Linked DNA regions of Homo sapiens: region 1 is linked to region 2. A link is an interaction called in ENCODE POLR2A ChIA-PET data of the cell type or tissue named here. Cell type or tissue: Caco-2. All regions are shown on one strand. Each heading gives the region's core, and the rest is flanking DNA. Links, peaks and the distances in the headings are about the cores only. Region 1 holds the start of GCGR (glucagon receptor). Region 2 overlaps SLC25A10 (solute carrier family 25 member 10).

The links. Peaks named below come from ENCODE experiments on the same cell type or tissue, not always from the same donor. Only the 100,000 strongest peaks of a DNase experiment are listed, where the experiment ranks them.
Region 1: POLR2A ChIA-PET joins it to region 2 with 10 read pairs; 8 of 35 experiments call an interaction of 5 or more read pairs at or near these places.

The regions. Positions count from the first base shown.
Region 1 is chr17:81,803,212-81,812,837 of GRCh38, reverse strand. It overlaps GCGR (glucagon receptor), which reads right to left and starts at 8,688. Exons shown (of 14, transcript NM_000160.5): 1 at 8,589-8,688; 2 at 3,760-3,996; 3 at 2,954-3,056; 4 at 1,906-2,013; 5 at 1,707-1,828; 6 at 1,510-1,616; 7 at 1,278-1,434; 8 at 1,028-1,187; 9 at 892-952; 10 at 586-655; 11 at 173-261; 12 at 1-31. The coding sequence starts at 3,819. It overlaps LOC105376789 (a long non-coding RNA gene), which reads left to right and starts at 8,093. Exons shown (of 4, transcript XR_001753046.3): 1 at 8,093-8,180. RefSeq lists an enhancer at 8,720-9,219. In Caco-2, for the core only: no CTCF peak of the experiment used is centred there; a DNase peak (open chromatin) is centred at 5,679; H3K4me3 peaks cover 1,446 bases.
Region 2 is chr17:81,718,136-81,729,971 of GRCh38, reverse strand. SLC25A10 (solute carrier family 25 member 10) reads right to left here. Exons shown (of 11, transcript NM_012140.5): 10 at 10,085-10,141; 11 at 8,960-9,996. The coding sequence ends at 9,895. Among named protein-coding and RNA genes, the nearest start is that of SLC25A10, 12 kb to the right of the region's middle. RefSeq lists an enhancer at 6,964-7,505. In Caco-2, for the core only: no CTCF peak of the experiment used is centred there; no DNase peak of the experiment used is centred there.

The sequences.
Region 1 (9,626 bases), core at 1,627-9,626, 83 kb before region 2:
AGGGATGAGGGTCAGCGTGGACTTGGCCAGCCTGCAGAGGCAGCGCCTGAGTCACCCACCGCCCCCACCCTCGGCCCGCACCATCCACGTGGAGCTTGGAGTCCCCACCCCCAGCTGCCCTCTGGCCCTGAGGGTCTCCAGGTCTCGAGACGCCAGCTGCCGCGGCACCCACCGGAACTTGTAGTCTGTGTGGTGCATCTGCCGTGCCCGCAGCTTGGCCACGAGCAGCTGAACGATGCGGACGAAGATGAAGAAGTTGATCTGTGTGAGAAGGGTGCGAGTCAGGGGCATCCCGAGCCCCAGGGAACAGCTCTGTGCCCTTGGAAGGCCCCACCTGACCCTCCTGCAGGTGGGCCTGGCAGCAAGATAGGCCCTGGGCCACATAGCCCTGGGGCTGGTGGGCACACAGCCAGGGAGGAACAGCCTGGCTCAGTGTCCAGGGTGCTGGCCAGTGTCCTGGTGTCCTGTCTGGGTGCCGGCTCCCTCCCAGCGCTCTCAGACAGGATGCTGCTGTCTCCTGGGGCAGCCTCAGGACGCCAAGGGAGGAGGGGCCTGGGGTGCGCTCCTGGCTCTTCATTTCCTCACCAGGATGGCCAGGAAGACGGGGAACCGCAGGATCCACCAGAAGCCCATGTTGTCATTGCTGGTCCAGCACCTGCGAGGCCAGGCCACTCACATACTGGGGCACAGCCCCCAGCCCCTCCGCCCCTCAGCACCCCCGTCCCGATTTTGCCAGGATCTAATTCGGGTCTCAGAAAAGGAAGGGAGAAGGTCACAAATGACCCCCTCCCCAGGCACCAGGCTCATCCCCGGCCCCTCCCTGCCTCAGGCCAGAGCGCCGCACCCCAGCCCCCCGGTCCCTCCCCAGGCTGTCCAGCCGCTCATACTCACTGGACGTTCTCGAACAGACACTTGACCACTGCCCAGGGGACGACGAACAGCATGGGGGCACCTGTGGGGGGCAGCAGCTGTGGTCCCAAAGGCTTGGTCAGCCTGCCTTAACCCCCTCTCATGCCAGCCCACTCACCCCAGCCGATGCCCAGGTAGAGGCTGAAGAAGCTCCTCTCGGGGAGGGTGGCCAGGCCCAGCAGGTTGTGCAGGTACAGGCCCTCCACCAGCAGCCAGCAGTAGTTGGCCACGATGCCATATTGCATGAACACCGCGGCCACACGGCAGCCAGCCACCGCCTGGTACAGGTGCAGTGTGAGCGCGGCTACGTGGCCACCTGCCTGGCTGCCCACCCACCCACCTGCCTGGGGCCGCCGAGGGGGGCTCACTCCATCACTGAGCCAGGTGCTGACACTGAGGTCGTCGCCAATTTTCTGGCTGTAGCGGGTCCTGAGCAGCCCATCAATGACCAGCACGGAGCTGGCTTTCAGCACGAAGGACGCAAACAGATTCGCGTGGATGGCATTGCGGGTGCAGTGCAGCTTGCTGTGGGCACAGCCAGTCAGCGCCCGTCCTCCTCCCTGTCCTCTGCGGCCGCCCCGGGCGCTGGCGGAATCCTACCTGAGGCCCCCCAGGATGGCCAAGGCGAGGAGCAGGGCCCCCAGGGACAGGCTGTAGCCCACTGTGTACATCACCTGGAAGCTGCTGTACATCTTGGCCACCTCCTTCTGCGAGTTACAGTGGCCTGTGAGGGCCAGGCAGGGGCCCCCATGCCCGTTCCCATCCAGCCCCACCGCGCCTGCCTGCCGCCCACTGACCTGGACCTCAATCTCCTCGCCATCCATCTGGCACTGGGAGGCATCACGCCAAGGCTGCCCCCGGGGTCCACGCACCCACTGACCGTCGGGCCCGCATCTCTTGAACACGAAGCGGTGTTGCACTGGGGGTGTGGGGGGAGGCTGGGGTCAGCCCCACCCTGGGCCCGCCCCCCCCACAGTTCCTCCCCTCTATGGGTACCTTTGTGGTGCCAAGGCAGGTACCAGGGGCAGGAGATGTTGGCCGTGGTATTGGCGGGGGTGTCCGGCCAGCAGGAATACTTGTCGAAGGTTCTGTTGCACACCAGCTCTGCAGGGTAGGGTAGGGCAGGGCAGAGCAGGGCAGGGCAGGGTGGGAGAAGGGGCTCCCTCAGCAGGCCTCTCTCCTCTCTCTGGAAGCCTGAGCTCGGCCGTCACCTCGCCCAGGACATGGCCTGGGCTGCTCCCTCCCCCACTTGACCTCCACCTCCCCCATCTGACCTCCACCTTCCTCACCTGACCATCCACCTCCCCTGGACCAGCCTCCGCTAGCACGCCCAGCCCAGCCCTGAATTGCAGCTCTGCAGGACACCTTCCCTTGGAGACCCCCCATCTCAAATGTGCCCCAAACCCACACTGGGGTCCCCCATTCTCCGTGACCTTCTCTCAGCACCTCCCTCTCTGGGGGCTGAACCCCAATGCCATTTTCATCCTTCCCAGGTGCATCGCCAAACCTGTGGCTGCCACATCTGCTCCCTCTGCCCAATGGAGGCTGCCACACCTGCCCCCCTCTGCCCAGTGGTGGCTGCCTCCCTCATCCGAACCCAGGCACTGCCTCCCGGGTGAGTCCTCCAGCCCTATCCTCTCCCTGCACCCCAAGTGTCCAGGCCATGATATACACTCTCCACCCGAGCCCTCCCAGGCCCCTGGGTCCCAGCTTCCACGCCCTGGCACTGTCTGCCCACTGAAAACTCCACGGGGCTGTAGGTGGTATTACCCATCTGGGCCTGGGGGCAGCAGCAGCAGCCGGTTCTGGGGCAATGCCACCGTTCTGTTATTTCCTGGCTCTGCGGCCTGAGGCAAGTCCCCAGCTCTGTGGCTCAGTTACCTCGTTACCTCACCTGCCCACGGTGGTGGGGGCCTGAGGAATGACAGGGCCCCTTGGCGGGGTCCTCAAAGGCTGCATAAGCACCCAGGAACCTTCCCATGAAGAGAACTCAGGAAGTGCTGAGGCCAGGCACAGGCTGAAAGGCTCTGGGTGGGGGGCTCACCCGTGGGAGGGGGCAGCAGGCTCAGGTTGTGGTGACACTGGTCACCGTAGAGCTTCCACTTCTCAAACAGGAAGTCCATCACCTGAGCGGAGGGGACCTGTGGCTGGGGGACACATGCACAAGCAACCAGACAGACAGACAGACAGGCAGGCAGACAGACAGGCAGACAGACAGGCAGACAGGCAGGCAGGTAGATGGATAGGCAGATGGACAGACAGGCAGACAGACAGGCAGACAGGCAGACAGACAGGCAGGCAGACGGACAGACAGATAGGCAGGCAGATGGATAGGCAGATGGACAGACGGACAGACAGGCAGACGGACAGGCAGACAGACAGGCAGACGGGCAGACAGGCAGACAGGCAGGCAGACAGGCAGGCAGACGGACAGGCAGACGGACAGGCAGGCAGACAGGCAGGCAGACAGACAGGCAGGCAGGCAGACGGACAGGCAGACGGACAGGCAGGCAGACGGACAGGCAGACAGGCAGACGGACAGACAGGCAGCAGACAGACAGGCAGGCAGGCAGGCCGACAGACAGGCAGGCAGATGGATAGGCAGATGGACAGATGGACAGGCAGACAGACAGGCAGACGGACAGGCAGACAGGCAGGCAGATGGATAGGCAGATGGACAGATGGACAGACAGACGGACAGGCAGACAGACAGGCAGATGGGCAGGCAGACGGGCAGACAGACAGACAGGCAGGCAGACAGGCAGGCAGGCAGGCAGGCAGACAGAGAGCCATCAGTGTGCAGTCCTCACAGGAGGGCCCCTGGGTGCTGAGGGTGCTGTGAGTCCTCACCTGGCAGGCCAGCAGCAGCAGCAACAGCAGCAGGGGTCGCTGTGGCTGGCAGGGGGGCATGCCTCTGGGCAGCTAGCTGCCTCCCACATCTGGCAGGGGCTGCACAGCTGGGGCAATGCAGTCCTGGTGGGTGTGTACGCTCCTCCGAGGGCAGCTGAGTGGCAGAGCAGCAGAGCCTGGGGCGTCCTGGCCAGTGGGGTGTCCTCCCCTGAAGCTGCCCCTCTGAGCCTCAGGGTCCTAGGGATAAAGAGGGAGCTGGGGGCCGGGCGCGGCGGCTCACGCCTGTAATCCCAGAACTTTGGGAGGCCGAGGGGGGTGGATCACGAGGTCTGGAGATCGAGACCATCCTGGCTAACACAGTGAAACCCCGTCTCTACTAAAAATACAAAAAATTAGCCAGGCGTGGTGGCGGGCGTCTGTAGTCCCAGCTACTCGGGAGCTTGAGGCAGGAGAATGGCGTGAACCCGGGAGGCAGAGCTTGCAGTGAGCGGAGATCAAGCCATTGCAGTCCAGCCTGGGTGACAGAGCGAGACTCCGTCTCAAAAAAAAAAAAAAAAAAAAAGAGGGCGATAGGAGGGAGGAGACCCCAGGAGGAGTCACTCTTGCCACCCAGGGCTGGCTGGCTGGCAGCTCTGAGGGTCGCAGAGCCCCTCGTCTCATTGCTGGTGGCAGCCACCTTCCTGCAGGTTGACCCAATGCTCTTGGGTGGGGGACCAGCCTCCCCAGATGGTGACCTCCTCCCTCAGTTGACAGCCCCCGGCTGCTTCCTCACCATCCTCCTCACCTATTCTTAGCCCCTGGGAAAGCTGGCTTGCCAGGCTGACCTGAGCCAATGTGCCAAGCGTGAGGGTGGCGGTGCCTGGACCTTCCATCACTTGGCCCCAGTGCCACAGCGAGCAAAGTGGCTGGGCTGGCTTGCAGCTGTGCCAGGCCAAGTGTGTGGGGCCCACACTCAGGGGTCTGTGTCACATGTGTGCCCCCTGCCCAGCACCGGGGTGCCTAGGTGCCTCGTGGGTGCCGTGCAAGGCTCGGTTGGGCTTCCTGGATCCCATGGGACGCCACAGGCTGGCTGCACAGTCCTTTGAGGTTAGCACTGCGGGCGTCGACTTGGAGGAGGAGCTGGCCTAGGGTGGGGGCACAGGGTGGGGAGGACATCCCCCGTGGTGCCTGCCAGGGCTGTGGGAGTCACAGCCCCTGGTCCCCATGCCACAGCCAGCATCTGAGCTGGGAGTTCGGGGTGGCAACAGCTACACAAATCGGCCTTTCGTTGCTACAGAGCCCAGTTTCTGCACCAACTGAATTCTGTGGGAGAAGCAGGGAGGGTCTTCCTGTGGGTCCACGTGCATGTGCGGGGTCCCGCGAGTGGCTGGCTATGAGCCCCCGGGCTGTTACGGGCTCTTCTTTGGGGCACCCTCAAATGGAATAAGAGGTGTGGATGGATGGCTGGGCAGATGGAGGGCCAGCCAGCTGGAAGGCAGTGCCAGGGGGAAGCCGGGGAGAGGGGCAAGGAGATGGGCGAAGGCTGCAGCTGGAGCAGAGGGTTTCCGGGCAGGCCTGGACTGCTGGCTGCCACGGGACAGCCTGGATTTTAGCCTCCTCCAGGTAGCGGCTGGGTGAGCCCGCGTGGGGCCAGCTCCACCCAGGGCTGCCCCGCTAACGGGGCCTGAGATGCCCCAAGCAGTGTGACAGCTGAATGACAGGGACAGGCACCTGCGTCACAGACTGCTAAAGAGCTCCCAACCGCAGCCCTTGGACCCTGGGCTCATGTAGGGGCCGATGGGAGGCAGGACCCGTGTGTCGCTGATCCCCAGTTCCTGAGCCAGGTGAGCAGCCATGCAGGCTTGGTGCTGGGGCGAAGGACCCACAGAGTAGGGGCCTCTCCCTGGCGGAGACAGCGGCAGGCGGGTGGGGGAGGAGGGGCAGTTTTGGCGTCCCCAGCTCTGGGGTCACGCAAGGGGCCTTATCTTCCCTGATCCTGATCAAACAGCCCCATCTACTGCCACTGTCCTGGGCGGCTCCGGCCACTGAGCCGGGCTGGGTGAGGAGCAGCAGGAGCCGCCTCTCCCCACTGTGTGCACCCCCAACCCAGAGGGGCCCTGGACGAGGGGCACTGCTAGGTGGGCAGGCTCAGGGGTGCAGGGGAGACCTGGGGCTCTGGGCAGGGGACGGGGAGAGGGACAAGGGGCAGCTGGAGCAGGGTGGATGGTGGAGATGCAGGCGGGGGACAAGGAGGAAGGACACTGGCCAATGAGCTGTTCCCTGCCTGGGCGCCTCGAAGTGGGGGTGGGGGGGGACGCGTGCTCACCCTGGGGGGAGGACCACCCAGCCAGGAGCTCCCTGGGCAAAATGACAGCCCCTTAGAGCCCAGCGTGGCCAAGCCTGGCTCTGCCCCAACTCTGCCAGAGAAACAGGAGCCATTCGATGCCTGTCATGTTGACTCTAGAGCCACTGGGAGCACCCCCCAAGCCAGTGCCTCCACACATGAGGTCCTCGCGTGCCAGGGCCCCACCTTCCAGCCGGGCAGCCAGTCTGGAGACCCCAGCGAGCCGAGGGAGGGGTTGGCTGCCCAGTCCCCCAGGCCTTTCTTTGAAACAGTCAGGACCCAGGAGTGGGGCTCTGTGTCCCCTCAGCCTCAACAGAAGGTTGGGAAGGTGGGGCTGGGGATCCTGGAGGATTCCCCCGACAGCTCAGCATCCACAGGCCACAGGTGGGCTCCCCATAGGGCACCCCTAGTCCCGGATCCCTAGGGGTCAGGGCCTCTGAATACAAGAGGTGAGGTGGGAGGCAATTCTCCACTGGGTCTCTGATAGTGAGGCAGGAGGTGCAGAAGTGTGAGCGTCCTCCGTTCCCTGCGGGTGGTGGGTCCCATATGGGTAGGGAGACTCCAGCTCCTCACCCCAACAGGGGTGGGTGGAGCCGGGGGGGGACCAATTTCCAGCTGAGCACCCATGAGAGAGCCTGGCCTGGAGAGCAGGGCTGAGGCTGCTGTGGTCCTGGGACGGGGACGACGATTTAACTTCCCAAGTGGGGACCCTGCCCCATCACTGAAGGTGACACCAGCCTGAAGGGAAGAAGGGAGGCTCCTCTGTTGATCTCACCCAGCCCTCTCCCCCGAGAGGAGACACTGACACCCCCGGGCCCCGGTCAGCCCAGGATCAATGTTTGTTGACTGAAGGAGTGGACAGAAACTCCCAGCTGTGGAGCTGCCACTCGGGGCTCCCCGGGGCCACAGTGCTCCGTATTACCCTTCCGGCGACACAGCTGGTAGGTGGGACGACCCACCAGGGACCCCACCCTCCACCTTCACAGTCCAGGTGACCAAGCTCCTTCTCAGGCCTTGGAGTCAGCTGAGAATTAGGGGAGGGGTTCCCAAGGTGCCCAATAGGGGGGGTTCCCGAGGTGCCCAATGTGGGGGTTCCCGAGGTGCCCAATAGGGGGGTTCCCGAGGTGCCCAATGGGAGGGTTCCCGAGGTGCCCAATGCGGGGGTTCCCGAGGTGCCCAATGTGGGGGGTTCCCGAGGTGCCCAATGGGAGGGTTCCCGAGGTGCCCAATGTGGGGGGTTCCCGAGGTGCCCAATGGGGGGGCTCCCGAGGTGCCCTGCCCGCCTTCTCTAGACCCCCACCGCATGCCACCCCCTTCCTCCCTCCCACAGCTGCCTGCCGGGCCACACCAGCCACCACCAGGGCTTAGGGCCACCTGAGCTCCACTGCCCCGGCCGCTTTGCAGGGCTGGCACCCCGTGTCCTGTCCCATGTCCTCCCTGGCAGAACACGTGACTCTTGGGCGCTCCTGGCTGCGTCAGGCTCCACCGATTCCCACTGGGGGCGGCTGAGGGACCCGCAGACCTGGAGCTGGGCCCCCAGGATGGGTGGAGCGGCCACTGGTCCAGGAAGGCAGCGGGGCTCCCAGGGCGTCCGCAAGGGGCCTCTCAGACGCTTTGAGGAGCTCCGGGATGGGAGCCGGGATGTTTTTGTGAAACCAGAGAAGGTAGTGGAAGGTCAGGGCACCGGGGCGGGATCAGGGGCCACAGGCTGTTGACAAAGCCCTATCCCTGCGCCCTCACCCCGTGGGGGCGGGGCAGGCGTGGGTGCACCCAGACCCCCCAACCCTGATGTCCCCAATACCAAGGGCAGAGAGCAGCCCTGGCCGGTCCTTGGAGGATGCGGGCGCCGAGGGGGCCGGGGTCAGTCGGTTCAGAGTCGGAGCATAAGCCCGGTGGCCGAGTCGGCCGGGTGGTGGGGCGCCGGGGGGGCCGGAGCCGGGCAGGGCAGTGACCCGCTTGCCGGGGTCAAAGTCGCCAGTGTGGGCCGCGGAAGAGGAGCGGCCAGGCGGGGCGCAGACACCCCTCACCCCATCCTGGGCCGCGCCGGTGCCACCGGGCAGTCCTCGGGGCAGGAGCCCACCGAGGGGAGACAGCGCTGGTGAGACCCCGCGCCTCGGGGACGCGTCCGCGGCGCTTTGTGCGCTCCCCAGGGCGGCGGGGCCCGGGGCCCTGAGTGGGGAGTGTGGCCGCTGCAGTGTGGCCGCCGCAGGGCGCCAGGCGGCCAGCGACACCCCCGCCCCCAGCCGCGCCCCCCAGGACCAGAGAACGGGGGAGGGGCTGAGACCCCTGGACCTGCCCGACGGTGCAGGACCGGGTGGTGTCCGAGCCGGGGTTGGGAACGGGGGTGTCTGACGGGACTGAGGAGCGCACCAGCCCGGACCCCGGAGACCGCCCGGCCGGCTCCCCGCTCCCCGCGCCCCCGGCCCCGCCGCGCCCGCCCCGCGGTCTCTGTCCCCACCGGGTCGACTCCCCAACGTCCCCTCGGGGCCGCGGCCCAGGTGCTCACCGCGCGGCGCTGCTCGGGGGTCGGCTTGGCTCCCCGCCGTCCTCTGGGCGCGCTCGGGTCGGGCGCCGGTGACCGCTCGTCTTCGCGGCGCTGCCAGATCGGGGTCGGTGCAAACTTTCCGGCGGCGACGCAGGGCGAGGGCGGCGGCGGAGGGCGGGCTCGGGGGCGGCCCCGCGGGGGTGGGAGCGGCAGCCGAGGGTCCCCGCCCGCCCTCCGCGCAGCCTCCCGGCGAGCTTCGGTCCTGCCCACCCTGCGCAGGGAGCGCCTCGTACCCCGGCCATACGCAGACTCGGCGCGCTGAATTCCACCCCGCGGACCCGCGCCCCACAGACCTTTGTCCCACGGGTCCTGGTTCCGCAGACCCTAATCCTGCAGACCCCTGAGCCCGCGGACCCTGGCCCAGCAGGTGGTGGTCGCGGTGGGTCCCAGCTCCGGGAGGGGACGCCCTGGGACGCGGAGGGGCGCGCGGGCGTGGGGGCCGTGGCTCAGCCCCCCTTCCTCTCGCTCCCTCCGCCTCCCTGGGCGCCCCCTCGCCCCCTTCCTCTCGCGTCCCCGGGTTCTCGCCCCTTCTTTCCTGATGCCTGCCTGATTTTCTGGAAAGACCGACACCCCCAGTCGCCCCCACCGCGGCTCCCGGTTCCTTCCCCTGCAGAGCAGACGGGGGCTGGAGTAGGGGCCAACATGGGTGACATGGGTGGACCGGCAGGGCGGTCCCTGGGGTGCCCTTTAACTCTTTCTGTGCCACATCCCCGGTCTCTGGCCAGTCCTGTCGCGCTAAGGCCCCTCCAGCAGCGCTGACCCTGGTCCCCCACCTGCTGGTCCTGCGGCCGCGGGGCGCTCTCTCCTCCGTCCCACCCGCTCCTTCCACACCACCTCCTTTCCTGGGAGTGGAGAAGCCCCAGCCAGAACCCCTGCCTTCCCCAAGAGGCACGCTCAGAGGGACATTCTCCCCTTCCTCACTCCCCCTAGAGCCACATCACACCTGGCTTTGGGGCCCTAGAACCTCAGCCCGCGCCCCTCCCCTTCCACCCCCAGCCA
Region 2 (11,836 bases), core at 1,487-9,486:
TTCTCCTGCTTCAGCCTCCCCAGCAGCTGGGATAATAGGCACACGCCGCCATGCCCAGCTATTTTTTTTTTTGTATTTTTAGTAGAGATGGGGTTTCACCGTGTTAGCCGGGATCGTCTCGATCTGACCTCATGATGTGCCCACCTCGGCCTCCCAAAGTGCTGAGATTACAGGCGTAAGCCACCGCGCCCGGCATTGCAAAGCAATTTTTAAAAATTGCAAATGAGGCCAGGCACGGTGGCTCACTCCTGTAACCCCAGCACTTTGGGAGGTTGAGATGGGTGGATCACGAGGTCAGGAGTTCGAGACCAGCCTGGCCAACATGGTGAATCCCCGTCTCTACTAAAAATACAAAAATTAGCCAGGCATGGTGGCGGTCACCTGTAATTCCAGCTATTCAGGAGGCTGAGGCAGGAGAATCACTTGAACTCAGAAGGTGGAGGTTGCAGTGAGCTGAGATCATGCCATCGCACTGCAGCCTGGGTGACATAGCGAGACTCTGTCCCCAAAAATATAAATAAATTAAATTTTTTTTTAATTAAAAAAATAAAAGTTGCAAATGAGTATTTTTCTTTTTTGAGACGGGGTTGCACTCTGTTGCCCAGGCTGGAGTCCAGGGCCACCATCACGGCTCACTGTAGCCTCAACCTCCTGGGCTCAAGCAATCCTCCCACCTCAGACCCCCAGTAGCTGGGACCACAGGTGTGCGCCCTGTGCACATATGCACCATGCTTGCCTAATATTTTCTTATTTTTTTAGATGGGGTTTTGCTACATTGCCCAGGCTGATCTTGAACTCTTGAGCCCAAGGGATCCACCTGCCTTGGTCTCCCAAAGTGCTGGGATTGCAGGCATGAGCCATGACCCCTGGCCCCTGCAAATCAGTATTGAATTGCACAAAATGCTGTTTCTGTAGCTGTTGAGATGCCTGCAGAAATTTTATTCTTTAATTTTTTTTTTTTTTTTTGACGGAGTCTCGCTTCGTGCCCAGGCTGGAATGCAATGGTGCGATCTTGGCTCACCGCAACCTCTACCTCCCAGGTTCAGGCGAGGGTCCCGCGTCAGCCTCCTGAGTAGCTGGGACTACAGGCACACTCCATGATGCCGGGCTAATTTTTGTATTTTTACTAGAGACGGGGTTTCACCATGTTGGCCAGGCTGGTCTTGAACTCCTGAGCTCAGGTGATCCGCCTGCCTCGGCCTCCCAAAGTGCTGGGATTACAGGCGTGAGCCACCACGCCCAGCCTCCTTTACTCTTAATGTAACATGCAGATAACATTAGTTAGTTTCCTGACATTGAAATTCTGATATAACCCCTACGTGATCATGAGGTCTGACATTTCTTATATGCAGCTGACTTCAATTTATTAATAGTTTATCTAGGCTTTCTACATCTACAGTCATGAAACAGATGTGTCTTAATTTTCATTTTGGAGTTGAGATCATGCTAGCCTTCTGTGAAAATTTCAAGACACGGATTTTTCTGTTCCATGAATGTTTGGTAAAAATTCACCCGTAAAACCAGCTAGAGCTGGCCAGGTGCGGTGGCTCACGCCTGTAATCCCAGCACTTCGGGAGGCCGAGGCAGGTGGATCACCGGGTCAGGAGATCGGAGACCATCCTGGCTAACACGGTGAAACCCCGTCTCTACTAAAAAATACAAAAAAATTAGCCGGGCGTGGTGGCGGGCGCCTGCAGTCCCAGATACTCAACTCAGGAGGCTGAGGCAGGAGGATGGTGTGAACCTGGGAGGCGGAGCTTGCAGTGAGCCGAGATCACACCGCTGCACTCCAGCCTGGGTGACACAGCGAGACTCCGTCTCAAAACAAACAAACAAGCAAAAAATGCTGGATACGGTGACTCATGCCTATAAATCCTAGCACTTTGGGAGGCGGAGGTGGGCAGATCACCTGAGGTTAAGAGTTCAAGACCAGCCTAGCCAACATGGCAAAACCCCATCTCTACTAAAAGTAAAAAAATTAGCCGTGGCAGGCACCTGTAATCCCAGCTATTCAGGAGGCCGAGGCAGAAGAATCGCTTGTACCCAGGAGGTAGAGGCTGCAGTGAGCCAAGATCAGGTCACTGCACTCCAGCCTGGGTGACAGCGTGAGACTCTGTCCCAAAAAAAAAAAAAAAAAAAAAAAAGAGCAGACACCCAAGGGTCAACAAACCCAGGAGCAAAACCAACACCACAAAACAGGCACACACAATACACCCAGGAGGTAAAACTCGGGCCCAAAGCCAGCAGAGCAAACATGAGAAGATACCAGGAAAAGTATAATGAACCCGGTCTCCAGAGAGGCGGCAGCACGTCACAGCCAATACACACCAAAGATCGGCTCTTTCTCCCTCTCCTCATTGTCTTCGCGTCGTCAGCTTCGGCCTGCGCTGACTTGCCTCATGGTCACAAGATGGCTGCCAGCAGCCTCCAAGGCCATTTGCTGCGTGGTCCACGCACGACAGGAGCAGAGCTTCCGCCGGTAGGGCCCGGAGTGTCGTCCTTGCCCAACCCACAAGCTGGCAGAGAAGTTTCCATCCCGGAAGCTACAATAAACATCTTACATATCATTGGCCCAGTGTGGGTGACAGGCCCATGCCTAAACCAGTCACTGTGGGCCATGCCGACTGGTTTAAACCAACCCTATTCATGCTGGGAGCTGGGGTCAGGCCCTGGTGCCCTTGAGGCCCAAGGACTGGGGTGGGGTGGTAGCTGCTTGAATAAAACAGCAGGCATTTTACTAAGGGGTGGGGGGCAGGATGTCAGATGACCTGAAGCATCACGTGACTATTTATTTTATTATTTTATTACTTTATTTATTTTTGAGACAGTTTAGCTCTGTAGCCCAGGCTGGAGTGCAGTGGTGCAATCTTGGCTCACTGCAATCTCTGCCTCCTGGGTTCAAGTGATTCTCCTGTCTCAGCCTCCCGAGTAGCTGGGACTACAGGTGCGCGCCACCATGCCCAGCTAATTTTTGATTTTTAGTAGAAACGGGGTTTCACCATGTTGGCCAGGCTGGTCTTGAACTCCTGACCTCAAGTGATCCACCTGCTTCGGCCTCCCAAAGTGCTGGGATTACAGGCGCGAGCCACTGCGTCCGGCCTGAATTGCCACATGAGTATTTATGCACACCCAAAACAAAATGACCCGGAAAGGTAGAACATAAGGCAGGTACGGTGATATTAACATCAGACAAAATAGAAGTGAAAACAACAATGATTACATAGGACCTAGAAGAATATTCCATCACTGAAAAAAAGAATGGTCTGCCAAACGTAACTGTGTGACCATCAGAAGTGTGTCCACAGAGGCTGGACTGCATCAGGGCTCCCAGGGCATCTCTCCTCACGTCTTGCCATCAGAACTGGGTCACATGGAGGCCGGGCACAGTGGCTCATGCCTGTAATCCCAGCACTTTGGGAGGTGGAGGTGGGTAGATCATTTGAGGCCAGGAGTTCAAGACCAGCCTGGCCAACCTGGTGAAATGCCATCTCTACTAAAAATATAAAATTAGCTGGGCATGGCGGCGCATGCCTATAATGCCAGCTACTTGGGAGGCTGAGGCGGGAGAATCACTTGAACCAGGAGGTGGAGGTTACAGTGAGCCAAGATGATGCCACTGCACTCCAGCCTGGGCGACAAGAGCGAAACTCCATCTCAAAAAAAAAAAAGAACTGGGTCACATGGTTTGCCACCACTCACCCGCCTCTCCCCTGTCTGGGCAGACTGGTGGGCTCTGTGCCACTAAGATGTTTACCTGAGACTAAAGCGGCAAGCGCAGACACGGAGCTGGATCACGTCAGGAAGGACTGTGAGGTGCACAGAGGATTGGACAGATCCAGAACCACAGGGAGAACCTTTCACACGCAATCTCAGAATTTACAAGGTTGGCTCAACATAACCAAGCAAGGACATAGAAGATTTAAACATTACGGCTGGGCATGGCAGCTCACACCTGTCATCCCAGCAGTCTGGGAGGCCAAGGCAGGCGGATCACTTGAGGTCAGGAGTTCGAGACCAGCCTGGCCAACATGGTGAAACCCCGTCTCTACTAAAAATACAAAAGTTAGCCAGGCGTGGTGGCAGGTGCCTGTAGTCCCAGCTACTCGGGACGCTGAGGCAGGAGAATTGCTTGAACCCAGGAGGCGGAGGTTGCAGTGAGCCTAGACCGAGCCATTGAACCCCAGCCTGGGCAATAAGAGCGAAACCTTGCCTCAAAAAAAAAAAAAAAAAAAAAAAAAGAAGATTTGCACATTACAATTAGCATGCCTAATCAAAAAGTCATGAATACCCAAATTAAGCTGTGTAACCAAGAGACAACACGTGTTCTTTTCAGACGTGCATGCAGCGGTTCACAAAAGTGTAGCGGGTACGAGACTGCAATAAAAATCTCCATAACTTCAGAAAACCAGCTGGGCCATGGCTCATGCCTGCTGTCCCAGGGCTATGGGAGGCCAAGGCCAGAGGATCGCTTCAGCCTAGAAGTTCAAGCTGCAGTGAGCTATTATTGTGCCATCTCACTCCAGCCTGGGTGACAAAGCGAGACCCCATCTCAAAAATAATAATAATTATTGTTATTTTTTGTTTTTTTTGAGATGGAGTTTCGCTGTGGTTCCCTAGGCTGGAGTGCGGTGGCACAATCTTGGCTCACTTCAACCTCCGCCTCCCAGGTTCAAGTGATTCTCCTGCCTTAGCCTCCCAAGTAGCTGGGATTACAGGCATGGGCCGCCACACCCGGCTAATTTTGTATTTTTAGTAGAGACGAGCTTTCTCCATGTTGGTGAGGCTGGTCTTGAACTTCTGACCTCAGATGATCGGCCCACCTCAGTCTCCCAAAGTGCTGGGATTACAGGAGTGAGCCACTGCCCTCGGCCACACACAAAAAAATATTTTTAAAGTATGAGCTTCAGGCTGGGCGTGGTGGCTCACACCTAAAATCTCAGCACTTTGGGAGGCCAAGGCAGGTGGATCACCTGAGGTCAGGAGTTCGAGACCAGCCTGGCCAACATGGCAAAACCCTGTCTCTACTAAAAATACAAAAATTAGCCGGGCATGGTGGCGCATGCCTGTAATGCCAGCTACTTGGGAGGCTGAGAAAAGAGAATCGCTTGAACCCGGGAGGCAGAGATTGCAGTGATCATACCTCCCGGGAGGCAGAGGTTGGAGATCGTACCACTGCACTCCAGCCTGGGCAAAAAGAGCAAAACTTCGTCTCAAAAAAAAAAAAAAAAAAAAAAAAAGAAAATATGGAGAGCCAAGTGATTGATGATAAGGCAGACGCTCAGGCCATAGTGGGGAGCAGAACCAGTGTTCCAGAAGCTTCCAGAAGCCACTGGTGCCACCTCCCAGTTACAGGTTTCCCAACCCACACCCTTCTGACTTTATGGGGACTGTTTCCCCTTTTTTGTTTTACCACCTCAGTATGTGCTCCTAAATGCTACATTTCTTTTCTTTTTTTTTTTTTTGGAGACGGAGTCTCGCACTGTCACCCAGGCTAAACTGCAGTGATGCGATCTCAGCTCACTGCAACCTCCACCTCCCGGGTTCAAGCGATTCTCCTGCCTCAACCTTAGCTGGGGTTACAGGTGCCTACTACCACACTCGGCTAATTTTTTGTATTTTTAGTAGAGACAAGGTTTCACCACGTTGGTCAGGCTGGTCTTGAACTTCTAACCTCAGTATTCTCCCGCTTCAGGCTCCCAAAATGCTGGGATTACAGGTGTGAGCCGCCGCACCCGGCCCTACATTTTCATTTTGCTTCTTTGTTTATTGAGACAGGGTCTCACTCTGTTGCCCAGGCTGGAGTGCAGTGGTACAATTTCAGCCCACTGCAGCCTCCACCTCCTGGGCTCAAGTGATCCTCCCACCTCAGCCTCCCGAACAGCTGGGACCACAGGCGTGCGCTACCACACCTGGCTAATACTTAAAAATTTTCGTAGAGATGGAGTTTCACTAACTTGCCCAGGCTAGTCTTGAACTACGGGGCTCAAGTGATCTTTCCACCTTAGACTCCTGGGTAGCTGGGACTACAGGCACGCACCACCACGCCCATCTCCATTTGTGTCCAAGTTTCTATAAATACATGTTTTCTTTCCTCCTGGGTACGTACAGAGGCGTGGAATTACTGGGTTAGATGGTAACTGTGTTTAACACTTTGAAGAACTGCCAGACTCTATTCCACAGCGGCCACACCACCCTCCATTCCCAGTAGCGCTGGATGGTTCTCATTTCTCCACAGCTTCACCAACACTTGCTCAGTTTCTGTCCTTTTGATTTTAGCCTAGTGGATGCTGCCGCATCTGTGGTGGTTTGGATTTGCATTTCCTTAACAACTGATAATGCCGAGTGGTGTCTCCTGTGTTTATTGGCCATTTGTATACCTTCTTTCCCATCCTGTGCCATTAACAACTTTCTTTCTTGTAAGAGTTTTCTTATATGTTCTAGACTGTAGTCCCTTATCTGATACGATTTACAGAGATTTCCTCCCATTATGCGGGCTGTCTCCCGCTTTCCTGATAGTGTCCTTTAAAGCACAGAAGTTTTTTTGTTGTTGTTGTTGAGACAGTTTTGCTCTTCTAGCTTAGGCTGGAGTGCAGTGGTGCAATCTTGGCTCACTGCAACCTCTGCCTCCCGGGTTCAAGCGATTCTCCTGCCTCAGCCTGCCGAGTAGCTGGGACTGGTGTGCTCCACCATGCCTCGGTAATTTTTTGGTATTTTTAGCAGAGATGGGGTTTCACCATGTTGGCCTGACCTCAGATGATCCACCCGCCTCGGCCTCCCAAAGTGCTGGGATTACAGGTGTGAGCCCCCACGCCAGGCGAATAGACTTTTCTTTCCCCACTGAATTGTCTTGGCATCCTTGTTGAAATTTCTTGACAATAAATGATTATTGTGTAACTTTTTGTAAACTATGAAGTCACTTAAAAAAATGCATGGAGGCTGGATGCGGCGGCTCATGCCTGTAATCCCAGAACTTTTGGGAGGCTGAAGGGGGTGGATCACTTGAGGTCAGGAGTTTGAGACCAGCCTGGCCAACATGGTGAAACCTCGTCTCTACTAAAAATACAAAAAGGAGCCAGGCTTGGTGATGTGCACCTGTAGTCCCAGCTACTCATGAGGCTGAGGCACGAAAATCGCTTGAACCTGGTAGGTGGAGGTTGCAGTGAGCTGAGACCTCACCACTGCACTCCAGCCTGGGTGACAGAGCAAAAATCCATCCAAAAGGAGAGAAAAAAAAAAAAAAAAAAAAAAGCACGGAAATGACTGCTGACTCAGCAGGTGACTGCTGAAATGCTGACTCAGCAGGGTCCAGATCTCTCCCTGGCCCCCAAGCGTGAAACTGACTGGCTTCTGGCCTTCGGACCAGGTGGCCTGCAGGGCCTGTGGGTTAAGGGCCATGAAACCACAGGACTGACATCCCCTCTGACCTACCCCCACCCTGGGCCTGTGCCCTGGACCTGGGGAGCTGTGGCTTCTGTGGAGGGTGGGTAAGGAGCCCTGCCCACTGGCCTCCTCTCCCACCCCACCCTCTGCACCCTGCCCTGTGGTGGCCCACTGCCAGGCCTGGCCCTGCCAAACCAGACTGGGCACTTTCATCCCCTGACTGGCACTGTCCCAGTGGGGCTGACTGCAGGGAGGGGCTGGGGGTGATGCCAGCCTCTGGGGTGGCCCCGGTGCCCTGTCATGATGGCCGCTTCCTCCAGGGCTCCCATCAAAGCAGCTCTGAGAATGTGGTCCCTCCATCTGCAGATTTTGGGATTTGCTGGCTAGAGCTGCCTTTCTGAACCACCTGGTTTCTCAGGAAGCAGCAGCCTTCCCCCTGAACCTACCCAGCCACTCCCTGGGTGTGAATTTCCAACCTGGGCACTGGGTACCATGTACAAACCTCAGAGCTCCCACTGGTCCCCAGTTCAAACAAAACCAGCTCTTCACAAAATGCACATGGCAGTCAGAGAAACTTGAGCACTGAATGGATATTCAAGGATATCAAAGATTTTTTTTTTTTCTGAGACAGGGTCTTGCTCTGTTCTCCAGGCTGGAGTGCAGTGGCGCAATCATGGCTCATCGTGGCCTAAATCTCCTGGGCTCAAGTGATCCTCCCACCTCAGCCTCCCAAGTAGCTGGGACTACAGGTGCATGCCATGACGCTCAGGTAATTTTTAAATTTTCTGTACAGATGGAGATCTCACCATATCGTCCAGGCTAGTCTCGAATTCCTGGGCTCAAGAGATCTTGCCTCAGCCTCCCACAGTGCTGGGATTACAAGTATGAGAGATCACACCCGGCCCACCATTACATTCTTTTTTTGAAATGGGGTCTCGCTCTGTCACCCAGGCTGGAGTGCAGTGGTGCGATCATAGCTCCCTGCAGCCTCGAACTTGCAGGCTTAAAGGATCCCACCGCAGCCTTCCAAGTAGCTGGGACTACAGGCTGTTTGCGCCACTGCACTCCAGCCTGAGTGACACAGTAAGACCCTGTCTTAAAAAAAAAAAAAAGGGCATCTTTGGGAGGCCAAAATGGGCAGATCCCCTGAGCTCAGAAGTTTGGGACCAGCCTGGGTAACATTGTGAGACCCCAACTCTACAAAAACATACAAAAATTAGCCAGGTATGATGGTGCACGCCCATAGCACCAGCTACTTGGAAGGCTGAGGTAGAAGACTGGTTTGAGCCCAGGAGGCCCAGGTTAGTAAGCCAAGATCGTGCCACTGCACTCCAGTCTGAATGACAGAGCCAGATCCTGTGTCTGAGACCCTCAACCCCAGCCTCACCGTCTTGTTCCCTTCCCCCCACACCGGTTTTGGTTCCTCCTACTTCCCCAATTCCTTCATCCAAATGCACAGCGAGGACCCTGGCTCCTCCCCAAAAGGCCTTGGCCCGGTCCTCCTTAGGGGGTGCAGGGGGTCCTGCTGGTCTGGACAGCAAGGCAGCCAGCGGGCAGGCAGCGCAGGCAGGAACAGATGTGGCAGCTCCCGGCATTTATTGATTGCAGCCCCCACAGAGCACACTGCCCTTCCCAGGTGGGGTGAAGCCCAGCGACCAGGGAGGCAGAGGATGCAGCATCCGCCCCGTCGGACTCCTTGTCGGGGAGAAGGCCCTAAGGAGGAACCGCGGCCCGCCTGGGCCATTCCCCCAGGGAGCCAAGCGGGGGGGCCCAGGTGCCCGAGGGACGCAGGCACAATCCCTGAAGACAGAGACCGCCTGCTGGTGAGTGGAGAGGCTTTGGCAAAACTAACTGTTAAAGCCACTGCAGGGCAGGCAGCGGTGCGCGGGACCTCGGTGGCCCTCGACCCTCACCCACAATGGCTCCAGAACCACCCTGGGCCACTCCCTCCCAGGCACTCGCTTGTGGTCTGCGTTGCTTGTTCATCCCACCCAGCTGCGGGGTCTCGCGGGGAGTTGCAGCTGCCCGAGGACATGGAAGGTCTGGTTGCTCTCAGCAGACACGAAGTGCAGAGCTAGCACTTGGGTGAGCAACAGCCAGGCTGCACCCACACTCTGCCACCCAAGTCCTCGATGGAAAGTGCTGGAAGATGCTGCTTTGGGCATCGGGGGCAGGAGGCAGGGATAATACCCCTCCCCTGGCCCAGGAGAGGGGAGAAATCAGCCTCTGGTAGCCCCTGTTCCCCTGAGGAGCTGCCAGCGGGAGAGGGGCAAGGCCACGCAGTGCCCAGCCGGGAGAGCCTGGTAGCCAGAGCGGGGGTGGTGCAGCTACAGCTGAGAGGGGACGAGGCCAGGAGGAGCTCAGCCAGCAGGTGGGGGGACAGCAGGGGCCTGCTGCGGAGGACGGGTGGCCACGGCCAGGGAGGTCGTGGCCCCAGGAGCAGGTGCTGGGCTTGGGACTCTTTGGAAGAACCTAGCGTGTCTGGCCTGGCAGCCCAGCCATTCCCACGGCTGGTCAGGATGGCACTTTGATGCCAAAGTTTTTGCGTAGCTGTTCCAGAAACACAAAAGTGAGCACGGTGTGGGGGATGAGGCGGATGCCAGCTGGGACGAGGCCCTGGAGGGAGACAGGGAAAATGAGAGACACAGAGCCCGAAGGGGCCCGCTCCCCATTGCCCAAGCCGCCACTGCCGCCACCACTGCACCTTGTAAAAGGCCAGAGGCCCGAGCTTCGCTGTCTCCACGGCGCAGTGGAAAACGCCCTGCAGAAAACGCAGTGAAACAATCAAAAAGGCTGCTTCTCACCCAAAAGGCAACGAAAATCCCCTCCCAGGCACCAGCCAGGCACGGTGGCCTGGGCATTCTCAATGTGGGGTGTGGGTGTGGGTGTGGGTGTGAGCGGCGGCTGCTGGCTGGTAACAGGTGACCACAGGTCTGCAGGCACCAGCCAGGTCAACGGCCACCCTGCCTGCTCATGCGGTACAACCAGGGCCCGAGGGTGCAGCCCGGGGTCCAGTGGGCAGAGGGGGCTGTGAACAGAACCATGAGAATCAGGGATGCAGCACGGCAGCGTCAGGGAGAAGAAAAGGGACAGAGCTATGGGCTCTGCAAACGTGGAAGCCCCATGGAGTTGGCGGGGGCCCAAGACAGGAGACCCAGAGCACCTATGAGGCACAGACTGCCATGAACGGCACCACCTCTGTTAATCTGTGAAAGAAATGTTTTTGGCCGGGCACAGTGACTCACACCTGTAATCCCAGCACTTTGGGAGGCTGAGGCGGCAGATCACTTCAGGCCAGGAGTTCAAGACCAGCCTGGCGAACATGGCGAAACCTTGTCTCTACTAAAAATACAAAAATTAGCCAGGAGTGGTGGCACGTGCCTGTAATCCCAGCACTTTGGGAGGCCGAGGCAAGCGGATCACCTGAGGTCAGGAGTTCAAGACCAGCCTGGCCGACATGGTGAAACCCTGTCTCTACTAAAAATATGAAAAATTAGCCGGGCATGGTGGCGGGCGCCTGTAATCCCAGCTACTTGGGAGGCTGAGGCAGGAGAATCGCTTGATCCCAGGAGGTGGAGGTTGCAATGAGGGGAAAAAAAAAAGAAAGAAAAGAAATGTGTTTTTTTTTGTTTTTTGTTTTTTTAAGACAGAGTCTCGCTCTGTCATCCAGGCTGGAGTGCAGTGGTGCAATCTCGGCTCACTGCAACCTCCGCCTCCTGAATTCAAGCAATTCTCCTGCCTCAGCCTCCTGAGTAGCTGGGATTACAGGCGTGCGCCACCAGGCCCAGCTAATTTTTTTGCATTTTTAGTAGAGACGGGGTTTCACCATGTTGGTCAGGCTGGTCTCCAACTCCTGACTTGTGATCTGCCCGCCTTGGCCTCCCAAAGTGTTGGGATTACAGGCGTGAGCCACCGTGCCTGGCCGAAAAGAAATGTTTTAAGACAGTCTCACTCTGTCACCCAGGCTGGAATGCAGTGGTGCAATCTCGGCTCACTGTGGCCTGGACATCCTGGGCTCAAGGGATTATCCCACCTCAGCCTCCTGTGTAGCTGGAACTACAGGCATGCACCACCAAGCCTGACCAATTTTGTTTTGTTTTGTTTTTTTGAGACAGTTTCACTCTTGTGGCCCAGGCTGGGGTGCAATGGTGTGATCTCGGCTCACTGCAACCTCCGCCTCCCAGGTTCAAGCGATTCTCCTGCCTCAGCCTCCCGAGTAGCTGGGATTACAGGCGCACGCCACCACACCCAGCCAATTTTTTGTATTTTTAGTAGAGAGGGGGTTTCACCATGTTGGCCAGGCTGGTCTTGAACTCCTGACCTCAGGTGATCTGCTTGCCTCGACCTCCCAAAGTGCTGGGATGATAGGCATGAGCCACCGCACCTGGCCCCTAATTTTTGTAATTTTGGTAGAGACAGGGTTTCAGTATGTTGCCCAGGCTGGTCTTGAACTCCT